2 separate regions of the Homo sapiens genome follow, and region 2 is linked to region 1. The links are chromatin loops, found by intact Hi-C in ENCODE. Cell type or tissue: Caco-2. All regions are shown on one strand. Links, peaks and the distances in the headings refer to the core of each region. The heading gives the core; the rest is flanking DNA.

Region 1 (10,843 bases), core at 1,902-9,901:
GACATCCAGGAAAGATAGTTTTTCATTCCAGACATTGGATGTGTTAGTCAATTTGGGTACAACTTACATTGATCTCTTTTGATCACATCAAAAATTTAATTTTAACTAATTTTATGAATAAATGCACCTTGAAATTTAGAAAAGAAAGTTATGTGTTTAGATATAAGAACATAAACACTAGGTATAATTTTAGAAGAGCATAATATTGTTGAGAGTTATTGGGTTTATAACATGCAACAGAAAAATGATCATTGAACATATTTCATAGAAAATTGCTAATAATATTTTCTTCTTCTCCCCAAGGTTAGAGAAGACAGCAAGTTCAAAAAAGGAGAGGGAAAGAAAGAAAGAGAAATAGAGAGAGAGGAATGTAAGAAAGGAGGGAGGGAGGGAGGGAAGGAAGAAAGGAGAGAGGGAGGGAGGAAAATGGTAAGAAAATATGCCCCTGTGCCATAGTCTAATATCCTGGCTTGCAGAGAAGACTAGAATATAGCAAAACTTAGAGCTTTAAAATCTTTGAAGACTAGTCAGTGTTATATATATATTTCAAATTTGTATGTGCTTTCAATGAATCATACATAATCTAATTCTCTTGCCTAAAATTTTCATTAAACTCATGAATTTTGTGAAACAATTTGAAAGCATTGGAGATCTCCAGCCTCTCTTGTATTAGCATTATAATAATCCAGGCTGGAGATTTTCATCTTAACTCGTCTTGTCACCATCCTGCATCAAGTACACCTGCATGTACTTGAGCAAGGTTTCACATTGACCACAAAGGGAAATCATTTCTTTGAAGAAATCTCTACAATAGTGCAGTTGTCCCAGAAACTTTCCAGGAAGGGTGATGTCTTTAATTGCTGGTTTTCTGCTTTAGCCTTTTCAATGCAAAGATACTTAATCAGGTCCTTCTACTTGATCTCCTTTAGTGAAGTTTGTTTTGCATATTTCTGGAGGCCTTATGTGAAGTTGTTAAAATCATGGTGTCAGAGAGGCAAGATTGAATCACCCTGTATTAAATTCTTGATATATTTAAGTGGGCTAGAGGTAGGGGGACCTGCTTTGTTTTCTCAGTATCTTTTTTTGGTTTATTAATTTGTCATGGCTCTCCTCCTACTTCAGTTTTATCCTTCTAAGAGAAGCTATCAAAACACTGATGGGTCTGGGCACGGTGGCTCACACTTGTAATTCCAGCACTTTGGGAGGCCAAGGTGGGTGGATCACCTGAGTTCAGGAGTTTGAGACCAGCCTGGCCAATATGGCAAACCCCATTTCTACTAAAACTACAAAAATTAGCTGGGTGTGGTGGTGCGTGCCTGTAGTCCCAGCTACTCAGGAGGCTGAAGCAGGAGAATCGCTTAAACTCAGGAGGCAGAGGTTGCAGTGAGCCAAGATCGTGCCACTGCACTCCAGCCTGGGTGACAGAGGGAGAGTTCATCTCAAAAAAAAAAAAAAAAGAAAGAAAAAAAAACAAAGCACAATGATGGGCAGACCAGTCCTATAATAGTTTTTTTTTTTTTTGGCCTGTGATTTTTTTTTTTTTGACGGAGTTTTGCTCTTGTCACCCAGGCTGGAGTGCAGTGGCGTGATGTGGGCTCACTGCAACCTCCGCCTCCCAGGTTCAAGCAATTCTCCTGCCTCGGCCTCCCAAGTAGCTGGGATTACAGGCGCCCGCCACCATGCCTGGCTAATTTTTGTAGTTTTAGTAGAAACAGGGTTCCACCATTTTGGCCAGGCTGGTCTCGAACTCCTGACCTCAAGTGATCCACCCACCTTGGCCTCCCAAAGTGCTGGGATTTACAGGCGTGAGCCACCGCGCCTAGCCTGGCTTGTAATTTAAAGAGTGAAATATCAGATTTTAAACATAGAACAAGAACACTGTTAGGGTCAGCTTCTCCAAAATCTAAAATTTTCATCATTTCATCTGAAATTTTCATCACCAAACAGAGTTGTGTTTGGTGGGAGAGAAGCTTTGTTTAAAATCACTTTATCAGATTATTTTCCACCATAGAGGGGACATTCTAGGCTGGTGAGAAGGGGTAGAGGCAGTTTTAGAAGGCAAGTCCGGGGCAAACTTAGGACTGAGTTCTTAGCTACACACGAATGTATTGAATTTGTTCAGAGGAACTTCTGGACATTAAACATACTAAATATACCTTAAAAGAGACAAAGTTTATCAGGGTTTGACTCATCTTTGTCAAAATTAGCTAAAATTGGTCATGTACTGTATAGTAAAGCTTTTACCTATTCTAGTCAGTGCTGCCCAATAGAAGTTTCTACAATAATAGAAACATTTTCTATCTGTGCTATCCAGTAAGGCAGTCACCAGCCACATGTGGGTATTGAGCACTTGAAATGAAGCTGGCAAGACTGAGGAACTAAATGTTTAGCTTTTTATTAAATGTTAAATAATTTAAATTTAAATAGACAAATGTGGCTAGTGGCTATTTTGTTAAATGGTAACATAGCTCTACCAAATCCTATATGATACAGATTAGAATGAAATGAACAAAGAAAGGTCTTTGCACTCCTTGTGCTGGGAAGTACTGTCTTGGTCATCATAGCAGGGGGTCATACCTTTAGAAAGTTTTTATGAAGCTGGGTCTCCTTTATTTTGAGGCTAGAAGTGACAAAATAGGCTCCTTTAGGAACAACCAGTCCCATCTATGCCTAGATTTGCTTTCTTTCTTCCCACTGTATCATTTTGCTTTTATATATTGGTTTTGCATCATATATCGGTTTGCTTTTAATTCCTTATTTTTTCTTTGATTTTCAGATCTTTGACCATCAGTCTGTGACCTGCCCCTTCTCTTTACGTAAGTAAAAGTGATTTCTTTACCTTTAAAAAAAAAAGTGTCAGATTTAGGAAATTGTGGTTTTCACTGGCATATTTCCTAGTTGACTTTGTTGTGGTTTCTAGTGCTTCTGTAGTGTGTATTAGTTTCTTTTGCGTTTGGAGTGTATGCTGTTGGTGGTAATACTAAGTTGCTATCCATGAGGGTGCAGAAAATACCAGTGGCCCAGATACTGTACTTCTATAAAGGCTGCCCTTTACTTGGCTGCAGCTGCTGTTTGCAAAAGTCACTGCTCTTTTAAAGTATAGCTTACATTATTCAGCCAAATACCAGCAACAGTTGGGCTTTTGCTCCCCTGTCAATCATTGGGCAATTATGTATTCTTCAGTTATGTACCCATCCCTAGGTCCAATAGTTTTTAATTTTAACTTCTAGATCAGAGCTTTCATTTATTGACAAAATTTCTAATATCCCTTTACTAAGAAGTACAAGACTGTAAAATAAATAGACTAAACTTTTGTGCAAAATTATGAAGTCTACAGGGGAAAAAAAGAAATCCCAGATTCACGTGTGCCAGAAGGTTTATAAAGGTACCACTCTTTTTTAGAAAAGATGGAAAGGTATTCGGGGGGAAAAAAAAACACGATTTTATATGAAAAAAAAGAGAACGTTCATTATTTAAAATTCAAACCAGGCTGCACTGAATGGGTTTAAATAAATTTTATTTTGAACTGCTTGAAAAAGATTCTAGGCCAATGAACCCAAATAATCAAAGTCACTTATAAGAGACACCACCCAAAAGATCCTACAGGTAGTGATAGTCACCTAATGTGATAAATAATTATCGGTATCCTCTGGCTGCTTCTCACTCTCTGGTGAGCTCTGTTCCTTATTCACAACATTATATCTTGCTTCACTGACTCTTCACTCCAAGGTATTTCTTGTATTATAATCATTTGCACAGAATGGAGGTTCCCATGGCTATTTTGTTTATGCGTGCCTTCCACTAACATTCCTAGAAGATAGTGGCAAATATATTTAGGGAGGCAGAATCCTCCAAAGGATGCTAAGGCTAAAGTGTAACGTGACAGTTTATTTGACAGAGAAAGGAGATTGATTAAACTCCCCAAAGACTGGAGCTGTGTGTAATGCATTTATACAACAGGGGTGGGTCCTACCTGTCCCTGACAAGTCTTGTTATTCTCTATTTCAGTGTTGATAGAGTGGGTCTGTAAATGCTTTGGAGGATGTCAATATGCATGCTTATGGTTACCACTTTATATCTGCACAGCCCTCCCCTCAGTTACCTAGCACTGCATATTTCTAGTCCTCTGACTGGCAAATCATTTTTGTTACAGTTCTTTTGTGTAAAAACAGTTCACATAATAGCTCTGTGTTAGACAAGGCATTAATCCTCACATCACCGGGATGAGTCAGCACAGTGCACTCCTGCCCGCACGGCTCAGCTATTGTGACGTCAGTGCTATAGGGCGAGCCTCAGACACAAGCAGTACAGGGGACCTGTGTCACCAATTAGGAATCAAGGGGGAGACTTTTGAGATAAAAAGTGTAGTTGAAAGGCTGTCTCTGGCTCATAGGAAAATGCAAATCTGATTCTATGCTACATCAGCCATCAGTTGCATAGCTTCTAGAGATATCCTATTTTTTAACCACACATAAGGCTGGGGGAGTGACCTATAATGAGCAGATAATCCGTTCATATACCCATGACCTTGTGCCATCCCTGGGCCAGGCTTCATGTTTGCTTGGCTTGTTCCAAATCTTGAAGCTGCCCTCATATCAGCAGGGTGACCGGGCTTATGACAGTCCTACTGTCCTCAAGTATCCCATAGACACAGTTGATGGTTGATGGCTCCAGAGTGGTGCCCCAGAGGCTCGACAAAAGGAAAAGAAATGTCCAATGTCCCTTGAGAACAGATCAGAACATTATCTCCCCAGTGCTTTGACTCCAAGTGCCTCTTCAATGGCCTCCTCTAAACAGGTACAGAATTCTGCTTGTTCGATCTTCTCTTAGCAGTGCATTTAGTCCAGTATCACAATCTGTATTTGACCTGGATTTCAATAGGAACTGAAGAGCTCTCAGATGTTCCCCCAAGAATTTCCCATTCCATTACTGTTTAGCAGAAACAAAGAGGAACCCTCCATAATCTGCCATGCTACCTTGAAGCAGGTAGCACAGACTTACCTTATTTGGGAAACTTGGTTCTTATAAGTTAGGTCTCTATACAATTCAGATTCAGATTTATTCTCAGGACAATATCTTTCAGTATTGAATATTAAGTCTTGAAAAGGGTGTTAATTTACAGCCTTAGTGGCAGTCTCTGTTAAAAAGACCTTCCTCCATCACAGAATTTATCCCTCACTCTTACTGTCACCCCAGCCAGTCACCAGCCCCTGCCATACCCATCAGAAAGTGCCTTACTGCTGGGATCTTCTGCCTTCATTAGATTGCTAATGGGCTCCTACTATGCTTATAAAAGCTAACACTACTACTTGGCTTCGTTTTGATTAATTATCATGTACAGCTCTTTATTTAGTTTTCATTCAACAAACATTTATGGAAAGCTAGTCACTGTGCTTGGTTCTGGAAACTCCGGGATAAATAAGAAATGCTTTCTTTTGTTAGAAATCTCAGTCTGATAGGGGAGATACATAAGTGAATAAAGACTATAGCATATGATAGGCACTGAAATGCAGGTATATACAAGACGTAGTAAGAGGAATGAAGGAGGAGTGCCCACTTGGATGTGGTAAGGTGACCAGGCTGGGTCTTAAAGTCAGAAGAGTAAATTGCAGTTTACCAGGTAGATATGAAAGAGCAGAAAGAAAAGGGGATCATAATCAAGAAAAATGTAAGAGCATTTACAAAATCAGGAGGCGTTAAGTAGCAGCGAGATTCAGAGGAGTGAATAGTTCAGTGTGATTGAAACATGGTGGTTGAAAGAGTAGTATGAGATTGGGCTGGAAAGCAGGCAGGGGACCTTGCCTGCCATACGGAGGACCTTGTATGCCGTGCAGAGGAGTTTGGACTTGATCCTGCAGGCTCAAGGAGGCTTTGAAGAATTGTAAGCAGATGTATGTTTTAGAAAGAGCACTTGGTGAAAGTGGAGAGGCTGACTCAGAATAGGGAGACCAGGTCAAAGGTAAAAGCCAAAGGCCTGAACTGTGCAGTAGGGGTAGGATGGAGGGAGAGGCTATTTGGTAGTGTTGAAATAGACATTAACCTTTGTGTAATTCCAGCATATCTTGGCCTATTGCATAATCTTTGCCTTCTAGGAGAAAGGCTGAAACATTGTGTGGAGTCAAATTTCAGACCAAAATACATCCTTATGGGATCTTCAGCAAAGACCTCAATTTGAATATGACCTCACTTTGAGCTACTGCCCCCTGGTCACCAGGCTCGCGTGCCTCCTACTGCCCATAGTGGGTGTGAGGGAGGAGCAGGCAGATAAGGAGAAGACATTCCCAGTGTCCTGCTTGTCTCTTCTTTCACCTGAAAATGAAACAGTTTCTAAATAATGCCCCCCTAAAGTCAATCAATGCCCCAATTTCCTATCATTTTCTCATTGCTCCCTTTTTCTAAGCAAAATTTCCAAACCATTGAACTGAATTGCAACTTATGCACAGCCGGGTGTTGAAACAATTCAGTGTATTCATTCCTTCTCTCTGAATTAGAGTTCACCATAAGTGTGCTTTTCTCTTGTTCACTTTGGGCTGCCAGGACAATTTAAAGGAAATTTTCAACAGCTTATGTTTCATGTACTATGTTCTCTTTTGCAAATGGGAGGATATGCGTGGGTGTGTTTAAGCCTTCTCTATATTGCTTTCTGGAGAAAGGTTTGGGAAGATGAACAAGACGAGGAGTAGGGACCTATTGAAAGCCCAGGTCCCCCAGTGACCTGAGTGCAGAACGTAGGCTGGTGATCAGATGGTCAATTATGTGTTTGTCAAAACACAGTGGGCTGCATTCCAGGCTGCCAGCTTTGGAAGCCCAGCTTCTGCCAACCAAATGTCATCTGGGAACATGCAACACTGGGCACTGTGAAGGAGTTTGAAATAGACCATGCCACAGCCAACCTACTGCCAGTCTTATAGCACCAATATGGCATGCACAGCCGGGCCCCATGTTTCAGAGCTCAGGAATTCACTGTACTAAATTCAAGAGGTCAGATGGGTTCATGTTTTCAAAGCCTATGTTCTTTGCTTTGAACACTGTGACTTGCTCCTCAGCAATTTCCAAGGGATTTTTCCAGTCACATCTCTGTGGAAACCACTCTTTTTGTGATGGTTATAAGATCCTTGTAAATGTCCCAGAGGATAGGAAAAAAAAAAATCAACTTGCTCTGACAATGACTATGATTTCGACAGAGGGATTCCAACTCTTAGGAAATTACATTAAAGGTGCATAGCTTTTAAAATATCAGGAACCACCTTGGCAACTTATAAAAAGCAGAAGGGCTTTGCCTATTTTATAAAGTGATTTGCATATACCTGCATAAATAATGTCCCCACCTGTACTTTTATGCATTTAGGTTGAATAAATTAAATTTTGTGATCTTTAAAATATTCACTGTCTTTCATTGCTCAGACACCATTTTCAGGACCCTTCCTCCTCATTTCTTTTCCTAGTGATAAGAGTGGCTATTTTTTTTTCAATCTTTTGACTCATTCAGAGAATCAAAACACTCTGAACACCAATCGACTATAGCCAGGAATATTACCTCCCTCTGGTTGCATTTCTCTTAGCCTTTCTACCTATCAGATGGTGAGTTCCATGTATTTTTAATAAGAGAAATAAAGTATTACTAAGGCGAAAACACAGCACAAGACAGATTTAAGTTCTATTTACATATATATGTAAGAGAGAGAGAGACTGTGTGTGTGTGTGTGTGTGTGTGTATACACAGACTTGCACTGATACACACCTCAGGGACATGCCCATAGTAACCTTTTCTTTCTTTCACCACTGCACTGCGACAACCTCTTCAGGAACCATCCAGCTACTAAGCCATTTCCGTTGTACCTTGGGCCTTCAAATCAAAGCCTGGTCAGTAGGCCACTCTCCCCCACATTCACGCTTTAAGATATTATTAAAAACATGCTATGTACAAAGAATAATTTTTATTGGATAGTTAAAGCATAAATATACCATAAGTACATGACCCTTTCTTGCTCTTAAGGAATTTAAAATTGAGTTAGGAAAAACAGTTATATTGTTGAGCGTTGTGTATGCACATAAGATAATAAATGACTAAGTTCCAAAAGGAATGATACAGTCCAGGAAGTACCATAGGGTTTCATTCATGAAAGAGCCTTGCAGGCTAGAAAGTTTCATGTAAAACTGATTCAGCTGAGTCTTGAAAACTGGCTAAAATGTAAAAAAGATGAAGAGAAACAGAATCATATTCCAAGCAAAATCATATACCAAAGTGTTGGAATCTTCGAGGGGGCCCATAAATAGCATCACTTTTCCCCACTTGAATTCTAAACCTATTGAAAAATAAGACAAAAGAACTGATAGCTAGGGAACCAAAATTTTTATAAAGGTTGGTTGAAGAGCATAGCTTAGTGTAAAGAGGAAATGGGTTTGCTGACTCTCTTCCCTTCAGTCAAACCTTTCAAAAGCTCTCTTACAGGAAAATGTGGATCTGCATATGAGCAACACTTTCCAGGTCATCACCTCCCGATAGTCTCAGTAGAAAAGGAAGGACAAAGAGGTTAAACTCCTGTGCTTACAAATTTGGATAGATCAGTTCTACCTACCTGAGAAATATAGACCAAGGGCTTTCCCACCAATGGGATACTTTGCCTCCATGGGGAATTATAAGGAATGAGACAAGAGGAAAGCAGTGTTTAGAAAACATCTGGAAACTAGGAGTAGGGAAGAGGCATTCTTACCCACACTGACATCCATAGACTGGAAAACAAGAGGAGGAAGTACTGAGTGAGATGAAAATGGGAACCAGAGCCACATCTGGTCTGAGAGCATATACCTGGGGTAAGAACCAGTAGTCCTACTGGTTATCCAAGATCTAAACTAAGGGCCCCTTTTCAGAGTCTCAAAAGTTACAAGAATCAGAACCTGGGGGAACAGGCAAGAAATGAAGATAATGGACAAAAGCCTAGTTAGGAAAAAAAATACAAAAACTCTAGTTTCTTGTTCAACTAATAATAACAATAAGAAATACCTATTGAGTGCTTGCCTTGCTTTAGATACTGGACTAAATACTTTTCATGGCTATCTGATTTAACCTTCAAAACTACCCTATTAAGTAGATGCTACTATAATCCTAATTGTGCAGATCAGAAAACTGAGATTTAACATGTTTGATTTATTTTATAAGAACATCTAATAAATGGTAGAGATAGAACTTGATTCCAGGACTATGTCTTAAAAGCCTCAGCCAAATTTTACTGGACACAAAGTTGAGTGTCTACTAAATACTAAAGGTATATATAATAAAGGAATATTAACATAGTCTCTCTCCTTCTGGAGCTTATAATCTGGGGAATGTAAGACAGATACTAAGCAAATGGTCTCACAATATAACTTGTAATTACAAATTGTGCTTACCACTATATAATAAAAGTACCATGTGCTCTAAGGGCAAATAAAAGAAGAAGATTTAACTGAGTCTGGAAATTCAGGAGAAGCTTCTCTGAAATAGTAACATTTGAGATGACACCTGAAGGTTAAAAACAAAAAGTAAGGATGGATGGTGGAAGAGGATTCCAGGCAGAGGGAACAGCATGAAGTCCCTGAAGAGAGCTGCACAGAGAGAAAAAGGTGACTAGCAGCCCAGGTTGAGGTTGAAGAGATACGTAAGGCCTGATGATAACAGGTCCTTGGTAGGCCATGTTAAGGATTTTTGTGTTTATCCTAAGGACAGTAGAGGAGCAAACTTAAGAAGGACTGTGGCATGATCATTGTTGTTTTTTAAAAGGGTAAACTTTGGGGCATTTATCCCAGAGAGATGGAAACATAACTGTACAACACCTGTACATTATGTTACACCAATGTACATAGCAGCTTTATTTGTAATAGCCCAAAACTGGAAACAACCCACATTTTCTTCAGTGGGTCAGTGGTTAAGCAAACTGTTATATCTATACCATGGAATACCTCTCAGCACTAAGCAGAATAAATTATTGATGCATACAATAACTGGTTTTAATCACAAGGGTATTACATTGGGTGAAAAAGCTAATCTCAAGATGATGTACTGTTACGATTCTTATCTATATAGCACTCTTGAAATGAAAAAAATATGTAAGGATTGAGAACATACTTGTGGATGACAAAGTTAGGGAGTTGGGATAGAAATGGAGGTGAGTGTTGCTATAAAGGATAACGCAAGGGATCTTTTGTGATGGAACTGTCCTGTAGCTTGACTGTGGTAGTATTCATGAGTGTATGGATGTAATAAAATTGCTCAGAACTAAATATACACTCACATACTCATGTGCATATAAAACTGATGAAACCTGAGTAAGGCAGATGGATTGCACCAATGTTAATTTCCTGATTGTGATATTGTACTACAGTTATATAAAATGTTACCATTTGGGCAAAACTGGGTAAAAAGAATAACAAATCTCTCTGTATTATCTCTTACAACTGCACGTTAATCTAAAATTATCTTGAAATTAAAAATTTAAAAATATATATCAAGGTAGCTTAACTTTGGTAAATAATTTGGAAGGATCAAAAATGGATATGAGGAAACCAGTGAGGGAGCTATTCCAGTAGACCACATAAGAGGCAGACTAGAGTATTGACAGTGGAAATGGGAGGAAATTGATGGAACTGAGAGATAATTCAGAAGTAAAATATTCCTGGACTTTTTCATGGTTGGTTATGTGAAATAAAAGAGAGAAGTGGCAACAATGACTCCTGGTTTGGGGCTTATCAAACTATATGAAGGATAATACCATTCACAGTTACATGAAACACCAAAGGAGGACTGGAGTGGAGAGAAGTTTGTAAGTTCTGTTTTTGAGATGTTGAGTGTGAGGTACTTTGGATA
Region 2 (10,843 bases), core at 1,321-9,320, 130 kb after region 1:
AACTCTGATTTCCGGACTTCCGTGCCAGTCACATTTAAACCATAATGTTGTAATTTTTGGCATGTAATAAATGTGCATTTCATGTACACAGACAGAAAGAAGCATAAAATGTATTTTAAAGAGCAATTAATTACTAACTTTGTGATTAAAAAACATTTGGTGCATGTTCCTTCCCATTTAGCATCAGCTGCTGGTCTTAGCCAGGCCTAATAGATGACATACTGTGTCTCATCCTGTAACTCAGATGTACTTACTGTATGTTCCTGTTCTTCCAGATAATTAATTCCCTTAGTAAAGCTGTAGGGGGAAAACAAAATGGAAGGAATATGCAAGCATGTAAATAGGGTAAGGGATATTTCGAAGGAAATTATTCATTTCTGTGAATAAACCTTTTAGTCCCTGATAACGAGCCAGAAATCTGCTAAGTGGGTGTAGACAAAGGTTTCTGGCCATCTTAGAGCATCTGGTTCGGGGCCATTAGAACAACTTGAAAGCAGATTTCCCCTTGAATTGCAGGCATGCCCACTGGGGGAGTGATTTTACTCTGTAAAAACTTATAGGCTTAAGGCTTAAAAAGTTATTTTACTCTATAACAACTTTTTAGTCTATGCTGTATTCAAACTGGAAAGTAAAAGTTATAGGGAATCAGGTAAGATGAGGGCTTTGCTAAAGAACCCCTGACTTAAAGAGTAATTTTTTTTCTTCCTTTACATTTAAATCTGGTTTACCCATTTGTGTTAGAGAAGGCAGTGTTTCAAAATAACTGTTTGAACGGGTTTGTGATTGAAAGGCGTTAGTAGCAATACTCTATGGTGCCGTGTTTAAAAATGCGAATGCTTGAGTATATATTTGAAACCAGATGAAATAAAAAACTTTACTGAAAGGATGTATAGCTTAAACTCTAGGTAAGGCTTTAAGGCAGACACGCTCAATGAAGAACCTCGTGCTATCCGTTCATTCTGTCTCCTGTTGTGTATTTCTTTTTGTTCAGTTTGGTTGCATATGATATTTAACCTTTAAGAAAAATACTTCAGTTTTACAGGGCTCTGATTTGCTTTTACTTGGGCTGTCTGTATGTGTGAATGTATGTCTGTATGAGTGAAAACTGCTCAAGCAAGTTTGAAGGTCTCTTTGGCAAATTTGACTGCATGTTCAGAAAGTTTCCAATCGGAAAGCTGATTCAGTGTAAAACCTTCCAAAAACTTCCTGAGGCACCTGTTCACATGAAAAGATTGGATTTCTGTTGGAGGTGCTCAGAAGGCAGTGTTTATAACTGAAGATCTCTGTTTGGTGTGCCAAAAAATGAAAAACATTTTGGCCCCAGAAAACCTCCATAAATGTTCAAAATGTATAATCAAACAAAAGCTTCATTTGGATTCAAATGCATGTATCTCAGCAGATGTGTCTAAACTAACTGGAATCCCACAGGAGCAGCTGAACTGGATTTTGGTATGTCTTGATAACTGAAAGAGTTATTCTTAGACTTTGGAAGGACAAAAATGGTCCATCTGTGAAGAACCGTAATAGAGACATGGCAAAAAACAGCATCCTCTGAAAGAGTTTATTTATGGAATTTAGGACAAGTTGGACAATCCTGAAAACATTTTAGGGTCACACTAATTTGCAGAGAAAATATAGCCAAAATGGAATGGAATAACAACCACAGACAGTTACTATCCAATGGCTTGTTATTAATTTTCTAATAAATTCCGTATCAGTTAAGCAGTAATAGAGTGTCTTTGGTACAACTAAGTGCTCTCGTTGCCCCCAGTGTTCTGCATTCTGCTTTATTCTATGTTCTGTAAGGAATTATATATTTATCTTTTCATTTAAACTGTTTTTCTGTCATTTCATTGCCAAGTAAGCCCCTCATCTGTTAAATGTGGATTTCCTGTCATTAAAGATAGTCTTTCCCGTTTTAAAAAGTCACCTTTCTGCCTCTTAGTTAATTGATATATAATCTCTTTGGAATTTTTTCGTTACCTTTTATACCCTTTATTTAGAGATTTTAGTGCTTAGTCCAGCACTTATACATTGGAAGGCCAGTTCGTTTTTTTTATTTGCTCTAATTTCCTAGAGTTTCCACTTTGTGCATTTGGGGACACACTTATTTTAAAAAAGCACAGGTCTTGAAACTTTGTATCTTAATCTACCTCTATTTTTTAAATTGGCCCTCTTTTTATAAAACTTATTATTTCCCTACAACACCAATTTAACTGGGTTTCTTCCATAGTCACTTAATGCAGTAATTTCTGGTAGTCGTTCTTATTCATTCATTCATTTAGTCATTAATTCAGTCATTGATCAAATGTTATCAGATCCCTCATTCTGCACCAAGTCCTCAGCTAAGATTAGGGACGAAGATAGGAATAAGACCCCATCCCCACACTTTGGAACATAACGGGGTAAATATAAATGCAGAATTAAAGTGTTCCAGTATGCACAAAATGCTACAGAGCCCCCGAGGAAAGAGCCTCTTGAAGTGGAAAGAGCTCCACACCAAAAATGAAATTAAACTGGATCATAAAGGAGTGGGCATTTGTAAAGTAGAAGGCAGAAGTAATGGCATTCCAGGCAGAAGGAATAGAAAGAAGCAAAACCATAGAGGCACAAACAGAGCGCAGAGTTTTCAGAAAACAGAACAGTTCAGTTATGACACTGAGGCCTTCTTATACTTTGCCTCATTTTAATCATGGGAAGATTTGTATTTGGGTAACATTGTCTATTGTTATAATTCAGCTGAGCTGAATCCTATATCCATTTCAGAGACATTTGCTTTCCAAATATATAATAAAGCAAGACATCTACTTATTTTCTAATAGGCAAAAGAACCCTTCCTTCCACACAGCCAGTCAAAGTAAGAAAGTATTCTGAGGGGGCAAGGCGCAGTGGCTCACGCCTGTAATCCCCGCACTTTGGGAGACCAAGGCGGCCAGATCATGAGGTCAAGAGATCGAGACCATCCTGGCCAAATGGTGAAACCCTGTCTCTACTAAAAATAGAAAAATTAGCTGGGCATGGTGGCACGTGCCTCTAGTCCCAGCTACTTGGGAGGCTGAGGTAGGAGAATCGCTTGAACCCAGGAGGCGGAGGTTGCAGTGAGCCGAGATTGCACCACTGCACTCTAGCCTAGTGACAGAGCAAGACTGCATCTCAGGAAAAAAAAAGAAAGTATTCTGAAGGACCTAGTGATGATTTTGATCAGTAAATCACAAAATAAATTTTCTTTTTATTTTTCTTTTTTGTTTAAACAGGGTCTGGCTCTGTTGCCCAGGCTGGAGTACAGCAGTGCAATCTCAGCTCACTGCCACCTCTGCCTCCTGGGCTCAAGCAATCCTCCCACCCAGCCTCCTGAGTAGCTGGGAACATAGACTTGTGCCACCACAGCCAGCTAGTTTTTTGGGGGGTTTTTTGTTTGTTTGTATTTTAGAGGTGAGATTTGATCATGTTGCCCAGGCTGGTCTCGAATCCTGAGCTCAAGCAATCCGTCTGCCTCGGCCTCCCAAAGTGCTGGGATTACAGGCATGAGCCACCACACCTGGCTCAGAATAACTAATTGTTGAGAAAAGTTCATTCATGGAGCCAGAGTCACCTACAGGTGTCATGCTGGAACTTTGTCATGGATTTGTGGCCCTTCCCGACTCTAACAGTCTGTCCTCTTATAAAATCCTCCCAGGTCCCTTGGCAAGTCTGGTCTCAATGCCCATTGGCTCAAGTTACACTGTGTCATATTGCTCTCCCAAACAGTGCATAGATATGATTATCCACATGTAATTGTTAGGGCCCAATGCTGATTTTCACGGTTCTGTTCTTCATCTTGCCATCTCATCCCATGCAGGAATACATCTTTAATTCTTATCTACAGCTGCTAGTGACAGTTTCATGTGTGCTTCCTCTGTTCATGGCAGATTTCATTATATAAAATTAGTGCTTCTCCATATCTGTCAAGACTTCTCACATCCTTACTTAAAATAAAAGAGGCCACATGCACTACTGCCCTTAGAGTTGGATCATTTAGGATTGATTGAGAGCAAGCATGAGGATTCTTTAAGGACTTCTTGCTTTAAGGAAATTTCAAGTCGGATCTTTCCACCAGTCACCTCACACTAGGTACCATAATCACATACCTTATTACTTCATCAGCAGAATCCCTTTTTTTTTTTTTGCTTTCTTTTTTGCTTTTCTTCTGCCTCTGAATCATTTGTTCTCTCTGAGGAATGTGTGCCAGTTCTAACTTTTTATCAGCAGTGCAAGATTAAAGGTTACCTGGTCTATACCCATTATTGTACACATGAGAAAACTGAGGCCCAAATAACACAAGTGTTATAACGAAAGTTTCCCAGCATAATGAATGACAGAGTCAGAAACAGAACCCTGCCCTTTCTCCCACCATTTATGCTGCTTGTTACTAAGTCTGCTTCTGGACAAACTTAATGTTCTCTGAACAGAAAGGAGTCAGGACTATTCATCCATCAATATAGTGGATGCTTTCAATGTGGAGGACCACAGGCTAAGTATTGTGCAGGACGCAGTTTTATAAACTGGAGCCCTAGGCTCAGAGACTTAGAGTCTTGTAGAGAAGATCAAATAACATTCACAAACAACTTCCATGCAGCGTGGTTAAAGATATGTCCCCATACACAGAGACCCACCGGAGCATTGATTCACTCACTCAGCAAGTATGTATAGAATATATCTTTTGTGCCTGTCACTACAGTGAGTTCCATGAGGACACAAAGGTGGAGAAAAACAGACCCCACCACCAAGAATCTTAAAACAATATGTATCCTCACATCACCAGTATCTGAGAATTTAGAAAGTTTGTAAAGTATATTTTAATCCAGTTAACAGTAATATCTAGGTAGGTTTATTAGACATGGCTCCATTTGAGCTCTTTTGAAAGACTGGAAATGAGGCATCAGGACTAGGTATGAGGGGTTTGCACCTCTGTTGCAGAGCTGTGGAAGGGTGTTAAGTAGGGCCTACCATGAGCAAGATTTTGAGAAGATCTAATTTGGCAGCCTGGATGTGAGAAGGAGCAACTGGAGGAAGGAGAGGGTCCAGACAGCACTGTCAGTATTTCACACTATTGGTGACCTGAAGGGGGCGGTAATAGGAGGAATGGGGAGGATCCAGGTGCAACAGATTTTGTGGATGAGGGTAGACAGCTCTGGGAGCTGAGTGTTAGTTACAACAAAGGCAGTTATCAAAGATAACTCCAAGGTATCAAGTAAAGATGAAAAGCATTTAAAGGAATCAAATTGAATTCCATTTTATATAGTGCCGAGTATGAGCTACCACAGGTGTTCCCAGTGGAGACAACTAACACTGAGTTACAAACAGGGTCCTGGGGCACAGCAGGAATGCGTGAGATTAGGACTAGCAAACACTTTGGCCAAGAGCACTATAAGCCATAAATATGGGAGTAAACTTCAAAGAAGTCTTTGTTGAGAGAAAAAAGGAAAGCAAAACCTTGGGAAATATTTACATGAGTGATAAGAAAGAGAATGAAGAATGAATAAATAGAGGAAAAGAAAAGAGAGTTCTAAGGGATAGGAGAAAAACCAGGATAGTGCAGAGAGACCATCAGGGAGAGGAAGGATCAGCAGTCAGTATCAGGTGCCACAGACACCAACGAGGGAGAGACCTAGGAAAAGATTACCTTAGGTTTTGGGATTACTAGCCTCCTGATTGTTGTCAAGAAAACAGAATCAGATGTGTCACAAAAAAGACCATAAAGAGGGGTTCAGGAGCAAACATAGGATAAATGGGAAAGCAACTATTACAAAGTACAAGTTTAATGTTTTAAAAAGAAATAATGAATGGGTAACTCAAAAGTGGAGTAATGAATATTTTTATGATACAAGAGTTCCTAGCCCATTATAGACTGAGAAAAACCAGTGTTAAGGGAGACTCTGCAATTAAATAGGCAAAGTGAGAAGGAATTAGATCTTCCATTTCACAGGGCAATTGGAATGGTAAATATATGTGAAAGGAATTTGAAGGCACTACCCAAGCCCAGTGAGGCAGTAATTATATTATACTGGTTCTTTCTCTACTTCTTCTCAACATTGCTTTCTATTATTTTTTATGAGAAATAATGTTTTACAAGTATTATTACTTCACAAATATTAACTCAGTTCCTTACCCTCAGTAACCTCTGAACACTAAGCAGAGGATAGGTGTCATACACTTTGAACATTTAAATCATCTTAACAATTTTTAAAACAATTTTTAAAAACAATTGTTTTTGAAATGACAAAGCATAATTCTTTAAAAGCCATGTTCTGTGTACTTCTTTCATGATATGCCCAATTCAGGTAGCTCTGTAATTACTAATAACAAACCTATGTGTTGTTCTCAAGGCCACCTTCATTGTCATGGGACATCCTCAAATTCATTATTTGTAGGGAGGGTTTCAATTTGTTTACTTAAAGTATGCTGCTTTCTGTGATGGTCCAAGACATTCCAAAGGCCAATCCCACCTGTACACAAAAGTATCTGATATACTTCTACTGTAGGATGGTGATCTGGAACCAACTGAATCAAACGATACTTTGTTCTACTATTAAATTACCTGTAAAACTAAATAAGGAGATTATTTTGTCACTACTGAAAATTATATAAACAACCACATGGAACAATGTTGAACATGAGTCTTTATAATTTCACAAGGCCAAATGAATTTATAGTTGATGTCAAAATTGACCTTGAGGAGTTTTTTCCTTTCCTCTCCAATTCTAAAAATGAGTTTCCTCCTACTTATTTATCCTCACTAGTTTTAGCTTGGTTATGTTATCAGTTTTATACCAAGATATTAGACCAAAGAGTACAGAATTTTTAAAAAAGCTTGGTGTGGCATGTAGAATACTACAAAGAATTTCAAAAAGCAGTAACTGAATTAACTTTGTCCTTCAATTTTTTACTGTAATCACGTTCTTCCCTATATAATCACTGATTATCTCTTTGCCTCATATCTTAACCAGGTATTTAGATGTAAAGGAGACAATGAAAGAAAGGTGCATATAAGTTTGAACTACAAAAGATAACTCTGTGTCTAATGGAAAAGACACATGCAAATTCTAAACTAAAACTTTTAGAAGTTAACCCCAGGGTAAAGGATACATGTCATTTTCTCAGGGAAATACTGTAGGTCTTTATAGGTACACCTGACTGGATTTTTTCCAATTTTCATAAATCTAGCCCATTCCATTTTCTTCCTGACCTAAAGGTCCCAGATGGGTGACTAGATCCTGGGATTCCTGAAGTGGCCTAAGTAATCCTGGGTTGACATGCTAACAGGCACTGCAAAGCAGGCCTGGTTTCACTGGGCAGTGATACAGGCAAAGCGTGCCCCCACTTCCAGCCCTGCTCCAGAGCAGGAGTTCTTGACCTGGAGGCCTTGGACTCTACTGGTACCATTACTGGGCCTTTCTTTTAGAGGTTCATATTCTTTCCTGCGTGTTGTTCTGGGACACAGGTTTAAAGATTTTGTTACATTAGGGTCAGAGAACTAACAGAAGGAAAAAGCCACTTCCCCAGGACATATCCTAATCAGAATCTGCACCCTCAAACCTGGCACCCAAGAGTGAACTTAGAAGCAATGAGGAGAGGTCCCTGTGAACATCCCAATGCAGAATGGCTCCTGATGTCCTCTCGGGTCCCTCCGATATGCCTTCAGGGTGGGGGCAGGTATGATAACAGACTGCTAAAGCTATTTCTTGAACATGTTGCTAATGGACTAAGACTGGGGCTATGTGTTGTTTTCCAATATTCAGAAAATATTTTCTCACCCCCATGGTCTACTTATTTGCTCTTTTTAACATGAACTTCAGCCTATGAATGCATTTTATGTGCCTTTAATTAACCTCCCTATGTTTCCATTTCCTCATGTGCATAATTGCATAATGAGAATAAAAATAGTATGCATCTCATAGGGTTATTAGAAGGATTCGATGGAACACTACATGTAAAGCCCTTAAAGCAGCACCAGAAAAACAGCCAGCGCTCCGTGAATTTGAGTGTCGGCTACAGTTTTAAGTGCTTGAAAATTATTAATATGAACTAAAATTGATGCAGCCTAAGTGAAAGTTGTTGCAGGTCCCCATCCTTTCCCCCTGAGAACGACTGAGGCTGAAAAGCCCTAGATCTATGGGAGGAGATTGTGTGTAAGACAGTTACATCCTTCACTTCGAGGAAAAGCCAGTGCCCTTCTTCTTGTCCCTTCTTGGATTCAGGCCTGAATAGACTGGGAAGTTTCTCCATTATCTCTTTGCCTTCTTTTATTCCCCCATTTGTATGTTTTTTTTTCCTAAAAATGAAAGAGGACTAATATGCATAATCTTATTACAAAACACCCCATTTACAGATAAGGAAACTGGGGCTGAAAGAAGTTTCAAATCTCTCTGAATGTTGTCTTCTTGGTATAGGGAAGGGTTAGAGTGTTATTAATATTATAGCATTACATTCTAGTGTTAACCTGTTAAGTTCCTTTTTGTCTTCAAGTGCATTCTAGTCAATAAGAGATTTTCACGCTGGGCATGGTGGCTCACGCCTGTAATCCCAACACTTTGGGAGGCCAGTGTGGATTTATCACTTGAGCCCAGGAGTTTGAGACCAGCCTCAGCAACATAGTGAAACCCCATCTCTACAAAACAGTTAGCGGGGCATAGTGGTGTGCACTTGTAGTCCAGCTACTTGGGAATTTGAGGTGGGAGGATCACCTGAGCCCAGGAAGTTAAGGCTTCAGTGAGCCATGATCATCCCACTGCATTCCACCCTGGGTGACAGAGTGAGATCCTGTCTCTAAAAAATAAAAAAAGAAGAGAGATTTTCAAATTATAGGGAATGGACTTGTGTGCTCTCTTACCTCAGAATACATTGTAGGAGCTGTACATTTTCCTGTGTGCACCCATCTACAATCTGTCCATTCACCTTAGGTGCCCTTTCACCGTAGCTCCTTCCAGCCGGGATACCCGAAGAGGGCAAAACATCAGATCCTTAGAATGTGCAAACTTCTGTGCTACCATATCAGAGAGCCCTTTGCAAAGACAAATACTTACAAGTAAAGAAATGCATCTTTTATTTTTTTGAAAGTCCGTCGGCTTGATGGCATGAGAGTTGTCTGAAATAATTCAAAACAGAGGTAAACTTAGAAGAGTGAGTTTCACTTCCGAGGAGGATTGCTTGTAATCACCCTGCTTACTTACCTTCTTCTATTCTGAAGCAGTCTGCAGTAGTTGGGAAAAGTGTAATCTTAAGAAATTCAGTAACAGTCACTGGCTCATTGTACCTGGTAAGTTTTCCCCGTGCCGTGGTGCCCACGGTTTTTGGTAATGCATGGAGATAATTTCGGACGTCTGCTTCTCTTAACTCCTGAGCACTTTTGCTTCTCACTGTAGAATTCCAGAGACACATGGGTATGGAACTTGATCTAAAAGCCTCCTAGTAATAGTTGCAGATTAGATTGAAAGCCAAACTAGACTGTACACAAGTCTGTATAAATCCCAAAATAGAGCTTTAAAATAATAACTTACTGAGTCATGATTTCTGCATCTCATATGCAGTATTCCTTAAATCACATGTTGATGGCTAATCAACAAAATCCAAAGACGCAAATTAGATGGTACAATATTTACAGAGAAAATATATGTGTAGTTTGAAAAGCAAGGATTCTCAGGGTTACAGTCCCACCCCCATTCCCCCCAGAAATGATAGCAGTTGCAATCTGAACTCTCCACATTGTAACCAAGAAAGGAATGAATATAACAATGGAAAGAGAGAGATTTAAGATAGAACTTCTTAGTTAAAGGAGTCTGGACCTTCAAGAAATATGTTTAAGAAAGATTCAGAAGAAATACTAGGTAAGATGAATTATTCCTTTTTCTCAAGTAAAATTCTAGCAGCGTACTTGTTAAATGTTTATTTTGGCCAGGTGACAGAATTCAGGAGGGCGGAATCTTGTTTACCTTGTCCACTGCTGAATCCCTAGCACCCAGCAAAGTGCTTACACAAATTAGGAGTAGGTGCTCAGCAAATGTTTGTTGAATGAATAAATGAATGTTGTGGGGAGAATGAAGCTAAAATAATGATGTAGTGCATTTGTAAGCATTATGCCCATTTGTGAAAATATAGGTACTAATTTTTTACCCGATTATTTTTTTCATTCAGCAGACCTACAAAACAAAGTGTATCACAAATACCCTCTGCTTTTCATGCTGGGGAAACAGAAAAGCTTTCTTTTGAATGTAAGCTGCTACATGTTTTAATTCTAATAGCAATATGGCAGGTCAACTTTGTAGTATAATCTGGTGCCTGTTTTTGATAGATACCATGGAAATAGATACTTATTTTCAAGATGCTCAAACAGATGATTAGGCAAAAGCTCTAGCAAACCTTGAAACAACAAAAAGGAAAGGTTTTCCCACTCCCACCTCCCGTTACTGTAACATCCTGCACAGTTTTCTGCAACCCCACATCCTCCTCCTTGTTTCATCTTTTTCCTGGGTCTAATCTTTGTCTAGGGAATACAGCATGTGACTGTCAGTCTAGCAAGGAGATAGTTCTTGAGAAATCCACCCCCTACACACTGTGTTCCCAAGCTCCTCTTACAGGAATGGCATGATTTGATCAGCAGCAGGCAGAGCTGGCCCAGGGAAACAAGAGCTTGGCATAGAAATCTTAGTGCCCTCCTGCTGGAAGGGCCCTCAAGAGAGATGCTTCATGCCCACCCTCCCTCAACTGGCTGGACAGTAGATGGATGTGTAGGAAAACAAATTCCTGGCTGAATGAATAGAGGATTAAATGAATGAGAGATGAGTTCACTCCTCCAGAAGTCCCCGCC

What was found. Hi-C counts contacts between places; a loop is a spot of excess contacts. Peaks named below come from ENCODE experiments on the same cell type or tissue, not always from the same donor. Only the 100,000 strongest peaks of a DNase experiment are listed, where the experiment ranks them.
Region 2: a loop joins it to region 1, with 2.8 times the contacts of the local background. A loop is called at or near these places in 2 of 110 quality-filtered maps.

The regions. Positions count from the first base shown.
Region 1 is chr3:114,492,325-114,503,167 of GRCh38, reverse strand. ZBTB20 (zinc finger and BTB domain containing 20) reads left to right here. Exons shown (of 12, transcript NM_001348800.3): 7 at 2,777-2,816. The region is part of intron 1 of ZBTB20-AS5 (ZBTB20 antisense RNA 5); the gene reads right to left. Among named protein-coding and RNA genes, the nearest start is that of ZBTB20-AS5, 44 kb to the right of the region's middle. In Caco-2, for the core only: no CTCF peak of the experiment used is centred there; DNase peaks (open chromatin) are centred at 4,247, 5,957 and 6,217.
Region 2 is chr3:114,365,248-114,376,090 of GRCh38, reverse strand. All of the region lies in intron 10 of ZBTB20 (zinc finger and BTB domain containing 20), which reads left to right. ZBTB20-AS1 (ZBTB20 antisense RNA 1) reads right to left here. Exons shown (of 9, transcript NR_038993.1): 5 at 9,210-9,395; 6 at 8,870-9,124; 7 at 255-297. Among named protein-coding and RNA genes, the nearest start is that of ZBTB20-AS1, 19 kb to the right of the region's middle. In Caco-2, for the core only: CTCF peaks have their summits at 4,885 and 5,084 (motif pointing right); a DNase peak (open chromatin) is centred at 5,350.